3 separate regions of the Homo sapiens genome follow, and all the other regions are linked to region 3. A link is an interaction called in ENCODE POLR2A ChIA-PET data of the cell type or tissue named here. Cell type or tissue: CD4-positive, alpha-beta T cell. All regions are shown on one strand. Links, peaks and the distances in the headings refer to the core of each region. The heading gives the core; the rest is flanking DNA.

Evidence for each region. ChIA-PET counts read pairs that join two places held together with the same protein. Peaks named below come from ENCODE experiments on the same cell type or tissue, not always from the same donor. Only the 100,000 strongest peaks of a DNase experiment are listed, where the experiment ranks them.
Region 1: POLR2A ChIA-PET joins it to region 3 with 5 read pairs; 12 of 35 experiments call an interaction of 5 or more read pairs at or near these places.
Region 2: POLR2A ChIA-PET joins it to region 3 with 5 read pairs; 2 of 35 experiments call an interaction of 5 or more read pairs at or near these places.

Annotation. Positions count from the first base shown.
Region 1 is chr1:2,232,583-2,238,587 of GRCh38, forward strand. All of the region lies in intron 1 of SKI (SKI proto-oncogene), which reads left to right. Among named protein-coding and RNA genes, the nearest start is that of SKI, 7.3 kb to the left of the region's middle. RefSeq lists enhancers at 1,743-1,882, 1,983-2,162, 3,600-4,512, 4,513-5,425. In CD4-positive, alpha-beta T cell, for the core only: no CTCF peak of the experiment used is centred there; DNase peaks (open chromatin) are centred at 786, 1,959 and 2,399; H3K4me3 peaks cover 1,871 bases; H3K27ac peaks cover 2,500 bases.
Region 2 is chr1:1,807,181-1,813,185 of GRCh38, forward strand. The region is part of intron 5 of GNB1 (G protein subunit beta 1); the gene reads right to left. Among named protein-coding and RNA genes, the nearest start is that of NADK, 32 kb to the left of the region's middle. In CD4-positive, alpha-beta T cell, for the core only: no CTCF peak of the experiment used is centred there; no DNase peak of the experiment used is centred there.
Region 3 is chr1:2,287,243-2,294,993 of GRCh38, forward strand. All of the region lies in intron 1 of SKI (SKI proto-oncogene), which reads left to right. Among named protein-coding and RNA genes, the nearest start is that of SKI, 63 kb to the left of the region's middle. RefSeq lists enhancers at 4,221-4,270, 5,642-6,552, 6,793-7,293. In CD4-positive, alpha-beta T cell, for the core only: no CTCF peak of the experiment used is centred there; a DNase peak (open chromatin) is centred at 3,579; H3K4me3 peaks cover 1,744 bases; H3K27ac peaks cover 1,445 bases.

The DNA.
Region 1 (6,005 bases), core at 635-3,134, 56 kb before region 3:
GCCTCCGCTTCTGTCCAGTGGCTGTCGGGCCCGGCCAGCTTCCTGCTGCTGTATCTTGGAAGACCATGTGGGCTGCATGGGTGCTTGGCGAGTCTCCTCTTAGGGACCCTGGGGCTGCTATCCTTGACAGGGGACCTTGTCTCACCTCCCCACTCGGTCCCACACTGGCTTTGTGACCTTGGACGAGTTGCTTAACCTCTCTGCCTCAGTGTAAACTGGGGACTACTGTTTATTGATCTTGGACTTTATGTTTTGAGTGGTACAGGTGGGGCACAGATGGGTCATTGTGCTGCTGGGAGCACTTAGCCAAGACTGGAGCCTCTGAGCCTTCCCCACTCCCACCCCTCTTTCTTCTTTCCGGTCGGCTCGCCTCCTTCCTCGGGTTCTCTGATAGCTGTAGGACTCCATTGGACTACATTTTTTTGTCAGTATAGACAGCTGTCAGAGACGGAGACAAAATGTGGCAGTTGGAGCTGCCGCTTGGCCTGCTGCCTGGGACGCGGCCCCTTGTCCCGCAGAACGTCAGCCAAGCGCTTTCCGTGCAGGCTGATAACAGGGTGGTGCCGTGCTTCCCTTGGGCCGTGGCAGGATCCTGCTCCAAGGGGGGGTCCTGCTCCGAGGGGGCCGGGGTTTCTGTTCCAACAGGGCTGGTGGGGGGGGTCCTGTTCCCAGAGGTCCGGGATCCTGTTCTGAGGGGGCCAGGGTCCTGTTCTGGGCCGGGGGTCCTGCTCCGAGGGGGCCGGGCGTCCTGTTCCTAGGGGCGGTGGGCTGCCTGTGTGAGAGCTGTTCTTCACCTGCCACGTGCAGTCTGGGCATTCTGGTGACTGGAGAATTTGGGTTGTGTTACAGTGTTGTTGCTCTGTCCTGCAGATGCCTGAATTCCCAGGGGTCTTGCAGGTCCCCTTGCCCTTGCGCTGTGTGGGCTGGCGTGGGTCTCAGTGGGCTGTGGGTTGAGGGTCGCTTGGTTGGGAAGCTCTGCGCGCTTCCCAGTGGAGGGTCCGCGACGGGGGTTTTCTGATCCCTCATGCTGGCTTTTGACCCGTGTCACTGCAAGGCTGCCCCTGGCCCCAGGCAGCGTTTCTTCAGGCAGGTGCCCAGCCAGGTGGTCGGGCTTGAGACCTTTGAGTCTCGAGGTCTGTTCTGGGGAATGACTGAGCTTGTGGAGGCCAGGAAGGGGTTGCTGGGCTTGGAGAGCCTCTGGGGAGGAGTTGTGTTTTGCTCTTTGCTGTTTTAAGCTGAAATGATCACAGGAAGGGACAGCATCAAGAGTTTCTTTCTGGGACACCCCTCACTCAGCTCAGCGGCCGTGTGTGGGTTTGGGGCTGTGCTCTCCCAGACACCCTCAGGTCCGGGGAGCACTTCGGGGGCTATCTGTCCCTTTGTCCACCAGCTTCCTTTGGAAAAAGTGTTTGCTGCAAGTGTTTTTCTCCAGCTTTTCGTGGGGTTCCCTGTAGTCTTGGGCCATGCTCTGGGGTCAGGCTCCCGGCAGGCCCTGGTCCCCGTGCAGAAGGCCAGGGTCTGCGGGTTTGGGCTGGTCTGCCCCCCAGGTGAGGGTTCCGGAAAGACGGCCGGCTGCTGAGTCTTCTCAAGCAGGGGAAACAGCAGCTCGAGAGTGGTTCTTGACCTCTGCCCACCCCAGCTGGCTGTGCACGGACTGGGGAGGGCATGGGCAGCTGCCCCCAGGTGGCTTCTGCAGGGAGCAGAGCTTAGTGGTCATTTTCCCGGCATGGTCTGTCATCCGTCTGTCTGGGACCCCTCTGGGAGCTGGGCTGGGTCCCTCGCCTTCTGGGGCAGCAGGGTCACGGTGGGGGGGCTAGTCCTCTCTTTCAGCATCTTGTTTCTCAGCCGTCCCTGCGGCTATTTGTGCAATGTCTGTCTGTCTGAGTCTCCGGGTGAGGGCAGACAGGATATGGTGCGAGGAAGTCTGGGGTAAGTGTGAGCCGAACCCCGCCCTGGAGTCTCTCGGGGTTGTGGGGCCACAGCCCCAGCTTAGGTTAGGCCTTCACTGCTGCTGGCAGGGCCTCCAGAGAGAAGGCGGTGGTTCCGGGGCCTGGGCCCTGACTGTCTGGCAGGAGGTGTCCACGCCGGCGGCCCGGCTCTCTGTGGCAATAATGTGTCTCTTTCTAAGGATTGCGAAAGTTGAGGGAGGATTTCTCCACTGGAAGAATTATGCAAGCTTCAACTGAAATGTTTTTAAAAAGTTTCTTTGTTTTGAGTCAAAATACAGAAGGTGAATTATTTCCCTAATATCTGGGAGAGCTGGAAAAGAAGGCCCCTGTCCTTATTCTTCAGGGCTCTTCCCCTCCTGAGCAGTGGTCACCAGGCCAGGGTGTCATGGAGGGGGGGCTGCCTGGGGACCAGCTCTTTACACCTGGCCTCCAGAGCGGGTGGTAGGGCGGCTCCTTCCTGCCCTGCCCTGGCTGTCACCCTCGTGGTCTGGAGCAGGGTTTTTTTTTGTTGTTATTTTTTTTTTTTTTTGAGACAGGGTCTGTTTCTGTTGCCCAGGCTGGAGTGCAGTGGTGCGATCTTGGCTCACTGCAGCCTCCGTCTCCTGGGTTCAAGCGATTCTCCTGCCCCAGCCTCCTGGTAGCTGGGATTACAGATGTGTGCCACCACACCCAAGTAATTTTTTTGTATTTTTAGTAGAGATGGGGTTTCACCATGTTGGCCAGCCTGGTCTCGAACTCCTGACCTCAAGTTATCTGCCCACCTTGGCCTCCCAGAGTGCTGGGATTACAGGCATAAGCCACTGTGCCTGGCCCCTGGAGTGGGTTCTGCCACGGAAGGCATCCCCGGGGTCTGCGGGCTGGAGGGGTCGCCCCCACTGTGCCACCTGTTCTCTCGAGGCCTGGTTGCCCTCTGCAGACCAGGTGCCATGCCAGGTGACCCTCAGGAAGCTCTGGCTCACCCCGGGGGCTGGGGGGCATGATAAGCGATAGCTCTTAGGTGCTGCTGCTTTGTGAATATGAGAGAGTTCCAGAAGGGCCCCGCTTCCCAGAGCCTGCATGTTGGTTTCACTGTGTGGTACTTGATATTTTTCCAGGCTGCCTTGCTGGGGTGGCCTCGATGGGGGGCCCAGGGAGCCTCCAGCTCTGGGGACATGCTGCCACATGAGCCTGCTTATTTACGAAAATGAAGAACCAGGACTTGAGTGTGAATTTTAAATGAGATTGTGGGGACAATAGTAAAATCCAGACTAGGACCAGATGGACTGAGCACCTGCGTTGGCCATGGCCCGGAGGTGGCGTGGTGGTGCCTGGCGCCTGTGGCCCTCAGCATGTGTCCTGCCGGCCGCCTAGTAGGCCTTCGCTTGAAGTGCTTATTCCTTTGAGTAATGCTCCTGTCTTTTGTTTGGGGGGAAACAGATAAAGGGGGCTTTGAGAGGCGTCTCGGCGTGATCCTGGGAAACGGCCGAGATTCTGTTCGGTGCTTGGTGTTCGTGTCTTCTCTGATTTTACCTTTTTGACTCATAAAGATGGAAGGAGTGCTCTGCCTCGGTGCCTCTGCAGCTGCAGATGCTGAATCGGGGCGTTTAGGCCTGCCTCTTGGGCTGGCACACCTGGCGGCCTTGGTCAGGCCTTCTTGGGCTGCCTCTGCTGGGGTGCTTGTCTCACTGGCCGTGGGGGTTGTTGCCTGTGTGGTTGTGTTGCTGGCTTCAGGGGCTAGGGTTAGGGACGCCTGGTCACGTCTGGGTCCCCAGTTTGGGGGCCAGATTCAATAACTCACTGAATGACTCAGTGGAACTCTGCAGGCACTGGCAGTCAAGGTTTATTGGCAGGTCCATTCTTTGGCTAGAAGGAGAATGCTGTTTCTTTTCTCACTGTTTCACCATTTTTTTTTTTGAGATGGAGTCTTGCTCTGTTGCCCAGGCTGGAGTGCAGTGGCGTGATCTCGGCTCACTGCAACCTCAGCCTCCCGGGTTCAAGCAATTCCCCTGCCTCAGCCTCCTGAGCAGCTGGGACTACAGGTGCGTGCCACCACGCCTGGCTAATTTTTTGTATTTTAGTAGAGACGGGGTTTTACCATGTTGGCCAGGATGGTCTCCATCTCCTGACCTCTTGATCTGCCCACCTCGGCCTCCCAAAGTGTTGGGATTACAGGCATGAGCCATTGCGCCTGGCCATTGTTCCACCTTTGGAAGAAATTGGTTCACCGTCTTCTGACCTGGGGGGCGCTTCTACCCTGGTTCCATATTGAGGGCTGGGAAGTTGCTGGAATATTATTACCCTTGGCTGGTGAGGCTGAGTGCTGATGCTCCTCCCAGCTCTCAGCCCTGCCTGGACCAACTGCGGCTTCTGCTGGAACGTCGGCGGCTGACTTAGAAAGAAACAGCTCCTGTTCTAGGCTTCCTGCAGGTCCCACGGTGCTGCTTGTTTCAGAGAAACGCAGCTCAGGCTGGCGGCCTCAGGTGGGCATGGGTGGCAGGGGATGCCATCACCCAAATCAGGGATCTTTCTCTGTCCTGAGGGTTCCACCCCAGGACCCAGGGCACTAACTGGGTTCTTGTGTGGCCCTTCCCGACCAGACCTGACCCCTGAGCTGCGTGTGTGAGGTGATGGTGACTCCACGACAGCTTGTGTGCCGTTATGGGGGCACCTGAGGACTGGCTGACCTCACCGGGAAGTGCGTCAGGAGTGGGTGAGGGGTGGTGGGAGGGCAGGGAGCGCCCAGCAGGTGTCCAGCGGTGCTGGCGCTGCCTCTGTCTCTCTGTCCACGCCCTGTGTGTATCTGGAGTGGCTTAGGTGCTCCCTGCGGTGCTCCTGGCTGCTGTGGTTCCTGAAGGCTGCGGCTGTGCCGGTGGTTTCCTTTGATGTCAGTCTTCTTCTACAGGGGAAACCATGTTGCCAGGAGAGCCAGGTGTCCGCTAATTACGTTGTGTTGTTCTGCCCAGGAGTGAACCTGTAAGTGATGAGAATAAGAAGCGGCTGTCAGCCTGCAGACCCGCCCTCACCCTGTCCTGGTTGGGGTGCTGCCTGCTGGGAACCCCTGGTCCAGCTGTTGAGAGGAGGCTGACTGGGGGCACAGTTGTTGCAGAGTCTGATGCAGGCTTTCTCTGCCGGGAAAGTAACATGGAAACATTGTTGCTTTTACTATGGAGCAGATGTATCTTTGCCCAGAAACAGAAATGCTCTTGGTTTCTTTTTTTGGAAATAAGGCCCATAGGCTGGGTCCTTCTTGCCCTGTTGAGGGAACGTGTCTGTCCTTAGCGTGGAGGCCAGTCTGGCCGGGTGCTGAGCTCGTCCTGCAGAACACGCGTGAACGCCTCATCCCTGAGGGCCCCGGGAGGCTGGCGCCCTCTGTGGGAGGTCTGAGGTTGGCCCATTTGACCCTATCCAGGACGGGTTACTTAAGGAGTCCAACGGGCCTTGAGAGGCTGATCACCCTCGTGTGGCGGGCGTCTCTCCCCGGTGCCCTCCCGCCTGGTGCTGTCAAGGGCTTCTCTGTGCCAGGCGCTGGGCTGTGGCAGCCCCAGGTCCCCGCCTGGTGTGGCTGCCCACGGTCCAGGCAGCTCCAGGGTGGGCATCCTTGGCTCCCTCCCTCACCAGCTGGCCCTGGGAGGTCTGTCTGAGAGGAGTTAGGCCTCATTGTCCGTGCTCAGAGAACCCGAGCCTTCCTTAGGAAGCAGTTTGTCCCCGTGCCTCCCTTCAGGATCCTGTGGCCTGAGAAGCCTCTGCGTGGCAGTGGATGGCAGCTCCAGCTGCCCGTGGCCCTCTTTTTTTATGGTTTCCCAGATGACTGGGCCAAGCTGGGCCTCTGCATCCTAGGCATGCTGTTCCCTGCGCTTCCCTGGAAGGTCGGCGGCCCTGCGTGGACCTACACGGTACCCAGGACAGGCCTGCCATGGCACCGGTTGGGCCTCTGGGCACAGGGTGCTCTGCCTCCATGGCCCTGACAGGCTCTGATGCCTGAGGATGGGGGCCGGGCACTCCCAGCCTTGAGACTTCCCTCTGCAGAGGTGGCACAAGCCCGGGGCCCCAGAGTGAGGGGACTCTTGCCTGCCTGGT
Region 2 (6,005 bases), core at 635-3,134, 480 kb before region 3:
AATCAAATTAGAGGCTCATGTCTTTAATCCCAACACTTTGGGAGGCCAAGGTAGGTGGATCACAGGAGTTTGAGACCAGCATGGCCTCATGCTAGCATGGTAAAATCCCGTCTCCACTACAAAAACACAAAAAAATAGCTGGGTATGGTAGTGCATGCCTGTAATCCTAGCTACTCAGGAGGCTGAGGTGGGAAAACTGCTTGAACCCAGGAGGCGGGGGTTGCAGTGAGCCAAGATTGCGCCACTGCACTCTAGCCTGGGCAACAGAGCGAGATCCTGACTGAAAAAAAAAAAAAAAAAAAAAAAAAAAAAACAAACAGAAAGAACAAACCACTTTTAGACATTCCAAATTCATGAAACATTTCTCACCCAAAATACCCCATGAAATTTCCCAGACTGAGCTAAAATTGGAATCAAGGTCTCCTAGAAACCAAAGGAGGCGTTCCCTCCTCACCTGCTTGGTAAACAACAGCACCACTGCGCATGGTCCGGGAGCAGAGACCAGTAACTATCACGAATTTTTTCTTTTTTTCTTTTTTTTTTTTGAGACGGAGTCTCGCTCCGTGGCCCAGGCTGCAGTGCAGTGGCGCCATCTCGGCTCACTGCAAGCTCCGCCTCCGGGGTTCATGCCATTCTCCTGCCCCAGTCTCCCGAGTAGCTGGGACTACAGGCGCCCACCATCACGCCCAGCTAATTCTTTTTGTATTTTTAGCAGAGACAGGGTCTCACCATGTTAGCCAGGATGGTCTCGATCTCCTGACCTCGTGATCTGCCCACCTCAGCCTCCCAAAGTGCTGGGATTACAGGCGGGAGCCACCACGCCCGGCCTCTTTTTTTTGTTTTTGAGATGGAGTTTTGCTTTTGTTGCCCAGGCTGGAGTGCAATGGTGCGTCGGCTCACCGCAACCTCCACTTCCCAGATTTGAGCAATTTTCCTGCCTCAGCCTCCAAAGTAGCTGGGATTACAGACACGCGCCACCACAGCCAGCTAATTTTGTATTTTTAGTAGAGACGGGGTTTCTCCACGTTAATCAGGCTGGTCTCGAACTCCCGACCCTCAGGTGATCCGCCCACCTCGGCCTCCCAACGTTTTGGTATTACAAGCGTTGAGCCACTGCGCCCGACCATGAATTTTTTCATAACTATTTCCTTGCTCTGGCAACTGTGCTCAGTTCGGAATCCACATGTTGAAAAGGAGCTCCATACTACAAAGGAGAATATGAATAAGGAGCAAAAGAATTTCACCTTAGCAGGCAAGTAAGGTGGGTGAAAGGTAACTCCTGGGAACCACAGTTGCTTATGAGAGGTCCTAAGGAACCCTGTAGCACAGAATGCTGTTTTCAAGGAAGAGCAAGAAGGTTCCACTGTTTGATGCAGGGATATCTGTCAGTACGGTAAATGATAGTATAAGGATTTTTAATTTTAAAGTTTCTATCAAACGCAAGGTTTTTTGTTTGTTTGTTTTTGTTTGTTTGTTTGTTTGAGACAGAGTCTCGCTCTGTCACCCAGGCTGGAGTGCAGTGGTGTGATCTCAGCTCACTGCAACCTCTATCTCCTGGGTTCAAGTGATTCTCATGCCTCAGCCTCCCAAGTAGCTGGGATTACAGGTACGTGCCACCACACCTGGCTAATTTTTGTATTTTTAGTAGAGATGGGGTTTCCCCATGTTACCCAGGCTGGTCTCCAACTCCTGGCCTCAAGTGATCCGCCCACCTTGGCCTCCCAAAGTGTTGGGATTACAGACATAAGCCACAGCGCCTCAAAACACAGGTTTTAACTATTTCAGCTGTGAACATATGTGGCTTCTTAAAGCTGACCTAAAGCTGGAGTAACGCTCTCTCAAGTTTTGTTGATAACTCTGACACTTTTAATATCAAACTAGATGTTTTGATACAGGTGTCAATGAGTTTAAGAACAAATAAAAACCTTTTCACCTGCACTTTATTACAAAATTTATCACAGAACTAAAAACTAAGTGCAGGCTCCCATCCTATTATTTTTCAGATGCAATTTTTTTTTTTTTTTTTTTTTTGAGAGAGAGTCTCACTCTGTCACCCAGGCTGGAGCTCGCTGCAACCTCTGCCTCCCAGATGCAAGCAATTCTCGTGCGTCAGCCTTCCCATTAGCTGGAATTACAGGTGTGCACCACCATGCCTGGCTACTTTTTTGTATTTTTAGTAGAGACAGGGTTTTGCCATGCTGGTCTCGAACTCCTGAGCTCAATCTGCCTGCCTCGGCTGGGATTACAGGCGTAAGCCACCGCACCCAGCCTTCAGTTGCAATTCTTAAAGCAAACTTCTCAATCCAGGTTGTCATCAACATATTAAACATTTAAAATTATTTCTACGTAATGGTATCATGTTCCCACTCTAGCTTTATTTCTGCCCAGCCCTTCTGAGACTTTCTGTCGAGTATCAGAGCTGATCTAAAGCAGCTCATCCTCCTAGATTAGGAGGATCACCTTTACAGAGGTCTCCCGGTCAGAGAGCTTAATAACTGCTGACTTCCAGAGGGATTAGGGACACGTAAGCTGTCCACTGATCCTCCAGAAGGTGAGAGAAGACATGCCTCCTAGTCCCGGGTCAGGGAGCTGTTGGAAAGCTGGGTTCACGTTGCCTAGTAGTGCCTTTACCTACTCAAAAATCAATTATCTGAGGTGCCACTCACCTAGAACATAGAGGCAAGGGCCAGGAAGCAAGCTAACAGGCTCCAGGACCCTGAAAGTAGCTGTCAAAAATCAAAACACCTAATGCCCTTCATTTTACTCAAAGGAGGGAGGGTGGTGGCTCATGCCTGTAACCCCAGCACTTTGGGAGGCTGAGATAAGAGGATTGGTTAAGTCCAGGAGTTTGAAACCAACATGGGCAACAAAGGGAGACCCTGTCTCCACAAAAAAATATATATATATATTTTTTGAGATGGAGTCTCGCTCTGTCACCCAGGCTGGAGGATCTCGGCTAACTGCAAGCTCTGCCTCCTGGGTTCATGCCATTCTCCTGCCTCAGCCTCCCAAATAGCTGGGACTACAGGCACCTGCCACCGCGCCTGGCTTATTTTTTGTATTTTTAGTTGAGACAGGGTTTCATTGAGTTAGCCAGGATGGTCTCGATCTCCTGACCTCGTGATCCGCCCACCTCAGCCTCCCAAAGTGCTGGGATTACAGGCCTGAGCCACCGCGCCCGGCCCACAAAAAATATTTTTTAAAAATTAGCTGGGCACAGTGATGTGCACCTGTGGTACCAGCTACTCAGGAGGCTGAGGCAGGAGGATTGCTTGAGCACAGCAGTTCAAGGCTTCAGTAAGCTAGGATCGCACCACTGCATTCTAGCCTGGACGACAGAGTGAGACCCAGTCTCAAAAAAAAAAAAAAAAAAAAAAAGTTGCCTTTTAGTACAAATATATTGATAAACATATTACAAATGTACATCTGATACATTAATACATACATACATAACAAGTAATCATTGTGGGCCTTGCATGTAGTTTTCTTTTTTGTTTGTTTTTTTGAGACAGAGTCTCACTCTGTCACCCAGGTTGGAGTGCAGTGGTGCAATCTTGGCTCACTGCAACCTCTGCCTCCTGGGTTCAAGCGATTATCCTGCCTCAGCCTCCTGAGTAGCTGGGATTACAGGCACCCACCATGAAGCCTAGTTAACTTTTGTATTTTTGGCAGAGACAGGGTTTCACCATATTGGGCAGGCTGGTCTCAAACTCCTGACCTCAGGTGATCCACCCGCCTTAGCCTCCCAAAGTGCTGGGATTATAGGCGTGAACCACGGTGCCTGGCCTCTCATGTAGCTTTATTTGTGTTTTGTTTTGTTTTTTGAGGCAGAGTCTCCATCCGTCACCCAGGCGGGAGTGCAATGCGCATGTTTGTGGGTATATATATACATATATATATATTTTTTTTTTTTTTCTTTTTTTGAGATGGAGTCTCACTCTGTTGCCCAGGCTGGAGTGCAGTGGTGTGATCTTGGCTCACTGCAACCTCCAGCTCCTGGGTTCAAGCGATTCTCCCACCTCAGCCTCTTGAGTGCAGCTGAAACTACAGGCACTCGCCACCACACCTGGCTAATTTTTGTATTTTTAGTAGAGATGGGGTTTCACCATGTCAGCCAGGCTGGTCTCGAACTCCTGAAGTCAAGCGATCCACCTGACTTGGCCTCCCAAAGTGCTGGGGTTACAGGTGTGAGCCACCGCGTCTAGCCTCATGTAGTTTTGAAAGACAAACTAGGCCGGGCACAGTGGCTCACCCCTGTAATCCCAGCACTTTGGGAGGCCGAGGCGAGCGGATCACGAGGTCATGAGATCGAGACCACCCTGGCTAACACGGTGAAATCCCGTCTCTACTAAAAAGACAAAAAAAATTAGCCGGGCGTGGTGGCGGGTGCCTGTAGTCCCAGCTACTCGGGAGGCTGAGGCAGGAGAATGGTGTTAACCTGGGAGGCAGAGCTTGCAGTGAGCTAAGACAGCACCATTGCACTCTAGCCTGGGCGACAGTGAGACTCCGTCTCAAAAAAACAGAAAGACAAATTAGTAGTCATTTCTACTGTTTCCGAGTGTCCATAAATCAAACAAACACAGTTAAAGGAATGGTATTCATAGGCCAGACGCAGTGGCTCACGCCTGTAATCCCAGCACTTTGGGAGGCCGAGGTGGGCAGATCATGAGGTCAGGAGATCGAGACCATCCTGGCTAACATGGTGAAACCCTGTCTCTACTAAAAATACAAAAAAATTAGCCAGGCGTGGTGGCAGGCGCCTATAGTCCCAGCTACTCGGGAGGCTGAGGCAGGAGAATGGCGTGAACCTGGGAGGCAGAGCTTGCAGTGAGCCGAGATCGCACCACTGCAGTCCAGGCTGGGTGACAGAGCGAGACTCCGTCTCAAAAAAAAAAACCCAAAAAAACTGGTATTCATAAATTATAGCTTTAAGTCATGAAAAACAAGCAATAACATTTGTTTATGAAGGCAGGAAATATGAAGATTAAAGAAAATATATACCCTCCCCACTCTGTCATGTGGTGGGGGGCAGGAGGAGGGACAGCATTAGGAGAAATACCTATGTAAATGACAAGTTAACAGGTGCAGCAAACCAACATGGCACATGTATTCCTATGTAACAAATCTGCACATTGTGCACATGTACCCTAGAACTTAAAGAAAAAAAAAAAAGCTTGTGGAACAAGGAGATATAGATATACATGTATATATATACACACACATACATACACACACACACACACACACACCCTCCCCCCAAAAAACCTCTTTTGGACCTTAAAGAGGCAAACACTGGCCTATCCAGAAAAAAACGGCTATTTACAACAAGCAATCTCTAGAAGGCTCTGAAAAGCAGAGGTTCTCCATAATATCATTTTGGTTTTCTCATGACTGTGCAATTATACAACAAATGCCATGCACCTAGCACCCTGTCCAAGAACATGGACCAATGTGGCACCCCAGCCTCCCACAGGCCTCACTGAAGACCGCCTTGCTCACAGGGTGGCCATGATTCTGCACTTGGTCCTGTTTTGTCAGCCCTTGCTTTTCTTCCTTCTAATCCTGGGGCTTTCAAGGCACAAAGTGTGTTTGAGACAGACGGAACATAAAGCCTCCCATGCAAGGATCTGGCGCCCACCCCACCCACCCTGAGCCCCCAGCCCCACCTCCACTGCTCAGTTCACACACCCATCTCTTCGGTCCCTGAACACACCTGCCTGCAGGTCACTCTCATCCCTTCCAGACTACCCAGTCCAGAGCCCAGCTGGTGAAGGAGACATATTACTTGGCAGTGCAGTGCTCTGAGTACCTGAACACTGCCCAGCAGCAGCACTGTCTACTCCACTAACCTGCCTAATCTGCACATCAGTGTTCCCACACATGGAGGAAAGGCCCCAGAGGTAACATACTGTTTTGTTTTCCATCTACTTTTGACAATAAATTCTAACATAGATAGACTAGTAACAACATTTTTTCTTTTTTTTTTTTGAGTCAGTGTCACTCTG
Region 3 (7,751 bases), core at 2,117-4,616:
GCGACTTGGGAATGCGTTTCTTTAGATTTTAAAGATGAGAGAGTGTTGGCCTTGGACAGGAAAAATTCCAATTTGGTGAGAAATGGAAATATCCAATTTTTTTTTTTTTTTTGAGACTGAGTCTGGCTCTGTCGCCCAGGCTGGAGGGCAGTGGCGCGATCTCGGCTCACTGCAAGCTCCGCCTCCCGGGTTCACGCCATTCTCCTGCCTCAGCCTCCCGAGTAGCTGGGACTACAGGTGCCCGCCACCACGCCCAGCTAATTTTTTGTATTTTTAGTAGAGACGGGGTTTCACTGTGTTAGCCAGGATGGATAATGTCCAAATGTTTTATCCAAGTCCAAATAGCAGTGTTGGTGGTAGGTGTGCTCTGCCTGTGGGTGGGGGTGGTCTCTGTCTCAAGGTGGGCTACGAGGGTCTGCCGCAGGGGGGGTGTGGACGGGTCTTGCATGCGTCACCTTCCCTGTGTGGGGCGTGGGGGTGGTCTCCCCCTAGAAGGACAGGGCTTGTGGCAGCCGTGAGATGGATGGATTCCCAGGGATCTCCCCTCACCTTGGGGGATGAGCCCAGGCTCCTTTCTGGGGTCTCCAGTGTGTCCCCGATGGACCAGCTTCCTGCATGGCACCGCCCTCCGGCCCCACCCCGAGCCCTGAGCCCCGCCTTGAGCCCTGGGCGCTCCTGGCCCTGGCCTGGCACTCAAGGGCTGCTTTCAGGGCTGTTTCTCGTCTGTCTTTTTTCTTTTCTTTCTTTTTTTTTTTTCTTCCTTGAGACGGAGTTTCACTCTTGTTGCCCAGGCTGGACTGCAATGGCACGATCTCGGCTCACCCCAACCTCCACCTCCCGGGTTCAAGTGATTCTCCTGCCTCAGCCTCCCAAGTAGCTGGGATCACAGGCGTGTGCCACCACGCCTGGCTAATTTTTGTATTTAGTAGAGATGGGGTTTCTCCACATGGGCCAGGCTGGTCTCGAACTTCTGACCTCAGGTGATCCACCCGCCTCAGCCTCCCAAATAGCTGGGATTACAGGTGTGCACCACCATTCCCAGCTAATTTTTGTATTTTTAGTAGAGACAGGGTTTCTCCACATGGGCCAGGCTGGTCTCTAACTCCTAACCTCAGGTGATCTACCTGACTTGGTCTCCCAAAGTGCTGAGATTACAGGCATGAGCCACTGTGCCCAGCAGGGCTGTTTACTTAAAGGTACATGTTCCGATCCCTGAATTCGGTTTTATTTTGAGGTTAGGAGTGAGAACACGATTGGTTGTCGTCGTTTCCTGTGGGAGTGGCTCTTTTCAGAGGCAGACAGTTGTCTTTGCTCGTGCGTGCACATTTGTTTGCATGCGCGTGAGACCCCCAGGTGGTTTTGCTCTGGGAGTCGTGGGATGTGTTCTCTGCTCCCTTCCCTTGTCCTGAGTGGCCTTGGTTGGCCACAGAGTCAGCTGGCAGTGGCTGTCTGTGGGTCACCTCCACACATGGATGAAACTAGCCTGAGGTGGGCTGTTGTTGGCCTGCTGGCATTTTTGGGGTCATGGCAGTGCCCTCAGGCTGGTGATAGTGGGGGTGGGGACCTTGTCTCAGGTACCAAGTTCGTCTTCATCCTTTGATCCCCTCTTCCAAAAACTACCCCCTCCCCCCGCCACGTGTGTGAGGCCTGCAGTGGTGTGCACAGAAGCCACCCTTGGGCCTGCTGGGTGACAGGTCCCCTCCAGGTGACGGGAGCTGCCTCGCTCTTCCTGCAGGTCCCCGGTGCCGCCTGGTTTTCCCGAATCGCATGCACCTGTCACTGAGCTGTCAGTGTGGTCAGCTTGCTGCACCCACCCGGGAAGTGGAGCTGGGGGAAGGTCATGTTCTGCAGGAGACCTGGTGGCTCAGGCCCTCAGGACCCAGCTGCCCCTCCCCGAGGAGCAGTGGTTGGTGAGAAAGCACACAGAAGGCAGAGGCTAGAGATGCAGCTCCTCTGTTATGTTGAGCCTCTCTAGGCAGGGAGCTCAGAGACCCGGAGGTGGCCCTCCTGCCTCCTCTCTGTCAGGACTTGACACCTGTCTCAGTGGCCATGGCTGTTTGTCTTCATCCCTCTTCGGTGAGGGTGGCAGGCGGCCAGATGCCCATTACAGGCCACCTCTCCTGCCAGCCAGTCTTCGAGGGCTGGTCACCACGTGGCCACTTTGTGAGGCCCCTCCTCTAAGATCAAATGTGGCACTGCAGAGCTACACCAACCCCGAGCCCCGCGCAGGGCAGGGCAGGAGAACCAAGATCGTGGGGGTGGGGGGGTGCAGGGCAGGGCAGGAGAACCAAGATCGGGGTGGGGGTGCAGGGCAGGGCAGGAGAACCAAGATCGTGGGGGTGGGGGGGTGCAGGGCAGGGCAGGAGAACCAAGATCGTGGGGGTGGGGGTGCAGCACAGGTCGTGCTCCCGGGGCTGGCTGTAGCGGCTCTCCCCTCCCCCGAGCCCACCGTGTGCTTCTTGTCCAGCCTTTTGAGATGACCACAGCTCTCAGTTTGGCCCCACAGCAGCATCTGGGTTGACGTCCCTGATGAGGTTTGGAAACAGCAGAGAAGGGGTTGTCCTCTTCCACCAAGAGCCTGGCTGGCCTGGCCTCCCTCTGGGCAGCACCTGGCTGGGCTGACTGGGCAGAGGGAAGGGGTGGCCTGGCCAGGGTGAGCATGGGGTGCTTGCCACTCCACAGAGGGGGTGCAGGAGGCGCCTCCAGGCCACGTTGCTCCAGGACATGCCACCTCCACAGCCCCCTCCTTGGAGTCTTTCCTCAAGGTCTTAGGATGGCTGTTTGTGCCCTAGCACAGAGACCCTTGCCCTCTTGTGTGGCGCCGGGGGTCCCTGTTGGTCAGGGATGTTCCTAGAGTGGGGAGGGAGTCGGTAAGGCAAGGGTGATGTTGGTTGTAAGGGGTGGAGTCCTTGGTCTTAAGAGATCAGGCAGGGCAGCCCTGGGCTGCCCCCGGCAGAGCCTTTGCCCCAGGCAAGTCCCGGGGCTCCTGGGAAGAGGCTACTTCTCAGCCTCTTGAGAGGGCCTCCAGGGCACAGGCAGGGAGCAGCTGTGAGGGTGTGGCTGTGATGGGGACTCTTGACTGCAGTGTGGATGTGAGCTGATTGGGGGTAGGCCAGCCTTCTGTGCGGGACACTTGGGAACTGAGGGGACACAGCCGCCACCCTGCACTGCTCAGCCTGAGCACCTCTCTGGCTGTTTGGTGCTGCACGTGTTTCTGGGCATCTGAGATGAGGCCCCAGGGCCTTTGCTTCCAGACACCAGGGGAGAGAGACCAGCCCCAGAACAACAGTTGGCGGGTGGGCTGGGGTCGTCAGAGCTTCTGACCTCATCAGGGGCTCCCCCAGAGTTTTCTGTGCGCTGCCGTGTGTCTGGGCCAGCGCTGGGGGCAAGCGATGCCTTCTGTGGTTTGAGGTCTTGTAGGCAGGAGGAGGAGGAGGAAGAGGGCACCTGCTGAGATACTTCACTGGTCTGAGGGCCCCTTCTGCCCCAGCTAGCGCTTGGGTGAGGGTTGGGCTTGCGGAGCCGTCCTGTAAAGCCGGGGATGGCAGGACGCATTGTCACCCCCTCCTGCCGCTCTTACGAAACACTCTTAATTGAGTCCGATTCTTGGTGAATCAGCCTTCCAAGAACCGCGACCGCAGCATCCTGTGCCGCTTCTGTGTTCCGCATTTTTCTCTTTCTGCAGCGTTTCCTCTCATTCTGGATGGAAAGGCCTGTTTGTCTCCCTCAATCTTTGGCGAGGGTGGCAGGCAGCCAGGCGGCCATTACGGGCCGCGCCTCCCACCAGCCAGTCGCTGGCAGGAGCGTCCGGGGAGGGAGCAGACCCCGTTCACCCTCACCCCAGAACTGAAGCAGCGAGGGGACCCAGACGAGCTGCGAATGCAGGCGCTGGGGATGCTCATGCCAGCTTGCTGTTCTTGGGAGTCTGTTTATTCTTTTAAGCTATTTCAGCATTTACCTTCAGTAGCATCGGAGGAAAAGAACGATACATTCGCCCCAGTGTGTCCCCTGGGGGACCTCTGGCTAATTTTCGGATTCCGAAAGTGAGGTTTTGCAGGGCTGTGTGGCCACTCCTTTGTGGTCGGCCCCAGTGTCATCAGGCTGGTTTCAAATCTGGGGTCTGTGGTTCGAGGCTGAGTGCAGGGCTCAGGCTGGATGGGGAGGGTGAGAAGAGTGGGGCCAGACTTCCCGGGGTCAGCACACACATCTAGGGTCGTCATGGAGCCCATGGCAGCACTGCCTGGCCATTGGCCCCTGGTGGACGCCTCAGACCGAGGTCCCAGGAGAACCCCAGCAAGGTTGGGGCTGCAGAGGGAGCCCTCCCCGGGACAGCAGCTGGACCAGAACAGAAGCTGGGCCCTCCCCCACCCCCTCAGTCTCTGCAGCCCCCACCCTCCTTCCAGCACCTTCCCCCCTGGATGGATGGGTCTTTGTGTTTTGATGCCCCTTGGCTCTGGCATTGTGGGGGGGCCCCCTGGGGCATGAGGAAGAGGGCCAGTGCCAAGGCCCCGAGGGAGCGCTACTAATTGCTACTCAGTTTCCTTAGAAAGATTTGGCTTTTTGTCATCAACAGCGCTAAAGTAACAGCAAAGATGACCTACTTAAGCGAAAGAAAAATCCGAGTGAACCTTTAAAGCTGGTATTCTCACTTCATTTTGGGGCTTGGGGTTGTCTTGCAGATTCAATCTGTTTCCTCTGTGCCACAATAATCAGAAAATAGGTTAATTTAAGCCCAATATGAAAAGTGAATTATCATGTGTGAAATATTAATGGCACTTACAAAAATAGCTTTATAATTTCTTGAACCGTGAAATCTTCAGAGAAGGCCCATAGCTCACGTGAGCCGATTCTTGAGTGAGGGTATTTGGGGGTGCACCTGGAGGAGACAGCGATGGTCTCAGCAGGGTTTGTCTCTAGAGTGCCTCAGCGCGAGCTTCTGCCAGTCCCCGGAGAGGAGTCCCCACGCCTCCTTGCCCTGCTCAGGGCTGCACGGGAGTTGCCACGTAGGAGAGCACAGCCCACCTTGGGCTTTTGGGGTTCGGGCTTTTGGAGTTTGTCCAGGCTTTGGGGTGGGGCTTTGCCTGTAGAAGCTCTGAGCTGTGCTGCATGGTAGGGTGACCGCAGTGGGCTGCCCTGGGTGCCCCATGAAGGACTGAGCAGTGGGGTGACCCTTCATCTAGCAGACGTTCATCAGGGACCTGCTGTGGGCCAGGCTGGGGTCACACTCAGAACTGACTGCAGCCAGGTGGAGACCCCACCTCGAGAGCTCCTCCTTCCTAGCTGTGTAGCCCACACCCCCTGGGGAGCCGTAGCAGTGTGGGGGCAGCTCTGATGGAGGGGTGTGTACCTGGCCACAGCTGTCTCTGGGCTGTGGTCATCACCCACAGGTCCTTTTCAGATGCGGTGCCCACCTGGGTGTGTGGACATGACCCTTGCCTAAGGGAGGGAGAGAGGAAGGCCTGGTACCAGGCAGTGTCCTCTGCCTGTGCCCCTGCTGGGGAGGACGTGAGGGCCTGTGGCTTTTAGGAACCTTGAGGAGGTGGGGGTGGTCTTCTGACGCCGGCGGGGCTCCTGAAGGTGCAGGAAGGCACAGTTTGTGCAGAGTCCCCTTCGGAGGAAGCAACGCCTGTCCCTGGCGGGGCCGCTGAGCCAAAGGCCGTGTCTCAGTGGCACCCTCTCCCAGCCGAGGATGTCGGCACCATTTGGGCCCGTGGACTTCCTCCAGTCTCTGGGTGGTGGTGAGTGGGGCCTGCTGTTGTCTAGCAGCCACTGTTCTGTGGGGCTTCACTCCTGGGCAGGGTGCACGGGAGAGCAGGGGTTGGCAGGAACCCGGCAAATTTGTCAATAAACCTGAACCTGAAGTCCCACAAGGACGGAGGCTCAGTAGGGCTCGGGCCTGAGCGGGGCAGGCCAGTGTGAGCTGGGGGTTGGGGCAGGCCACTGTGCGGAGCGGGGTTCTGGCCACCACAGGGCTTTTGTTCTGTTGCTTTGGTTGGCGATCGGGACTCACCATGTTAGACCTGAGGTTCGTGGTGGGATCCACCGGCGTGGCCCTGGGTGGCTGCCCTGTGTGCTCAGGGAGCAGTCACGGGCCCTGAGTGGTGTTGCCCGTGGGCCTGGAAGGTCCAGCCGAGGGTTGGGGCCTGCGGATGTCGCTTCTCTGAAGATGAGAAGCCAGGGCGAGGCCCCCCCCCAACATCTGGAAGGTTCTCCTGCGTCGCCCTCTCCTTCCAGGCACATTTGGCCGTCCCCTTTTCTGCGTGTCTGTCCCCACCATCGTGCCCTCTTCTTCTCTGGACTGCGTTTGGATGATTTCTTTGAACGGTTTTTATTCTGGAAAGTTCTGCTCGAGCATCTGGTATCTCCCTGGTGTTTGGGATGTCTCCTTCTCATTCCCCCGTGTCTTGCTTTAAGCTGCGTGTCCTCGTGTTTCCGCTGCCCCTGTTCTTGGGCACTGCGTTGTGTTCTGTCTGGGATCCCCGTGCAAGGCCCCTGGGTCTGGTGGCTGCTGCCCGGCCTCTGGGACCGTCTACCTGTCCCAGCCCCCGTTTCCCCGCTTCTTCAGCTGGCACCTTGAAACTCCGTGCCAGGTGAGCAGGCCTGTGGCTGCAGGTTCCCGGAATCTGTCGTGGGTTCTGGGTTGTCCCTTCCAGTGCAGGCGGTGGTCACCGCGCCACCATGGGGGTCCAGGCAGCAGGATGGTCATGTGATGGGGGCCACTCTGGGCTTTTCATTCTCCTTTCATCTGTGGCCTCGGAGGCTCCCCATGTTTTCTGAGGTGCACAGAACATGGAGGGGTGCTCATCTCATGTCAGATATTGGAAGGATGTCGTGCAGGAAGGTTCGAGGGTCTCGGGGTGGTCCTGAGAAGCCGATGTGATAGGTGCGGCAGCTTCCTCTTCCCCTGAGCGGGGGCTTCCAGAGCCTCCCTCCCACTGGTGCCCATGGGGTTTGAGCCTGATAGCTCCGCAGGATTCAGCTGCTGTGAGTCACAGCCAGGATGGAGAGGTCTAAGGCAGGCCTGATGCCGGGCAGGGCGACATTTCTAGAAAAGGTTTCATCTGGTGATCTGCTAAATGGCATGAAAATCACAAAATTGGCACTCAGTGACCATCAGGCTGGCTGTGTGTGGCTGCTCTCCTCAACAAGCAAATGGCTGCCCCCATCCAGAGCCCCGACTCCCGCTGGCCTCCCCCGTGCGGGGATGTGGGGACCAGGGCAGGCCCCAGAGACCACCTGACCTCTCTGGCAGGAAGAAGACCACGTCGTGCCGTTTCCTCCTCCCTTGAGCCCGTTAGCTGTCTCGGGGAACCGGTAAGCCCAGGGCCACCTTGTCACGTCCTCCACTGAACGTGGGTCCACGTAGATGCCAGCCCCTTGGTCTTGCCCAGAAGTTGTGGGAGGTGCTGGTTGCCAGGGATGGCTATGCATGTTTGTCCCCATGGCAGGGAGGCCTCTGGGGGCCTGGCCCTCCCCCCGCTAGCTGCTTCTCACATTTTTGTCTCCCCGAGAGCCACCTGCTCTCCCAGGGCCCTCAGGCCCCCGTCTGCCAGTCTCCTGGCACCTGGGCTGGGGTCTGCGCCAGGCAACTCCCACAGCAGGGCAGGATCCACCCTCCACGTTATCATTACTGCCATCCCCTGTGCCTGGGTTGGAGGCCACGCCCACCCAGTGGGGCCCCTCTGGAAAGGAGACTTGACCTCAGGGTGGTGGCAGGGCTCTGTGGGATGCCCCTGGTGACAGGGACCAGA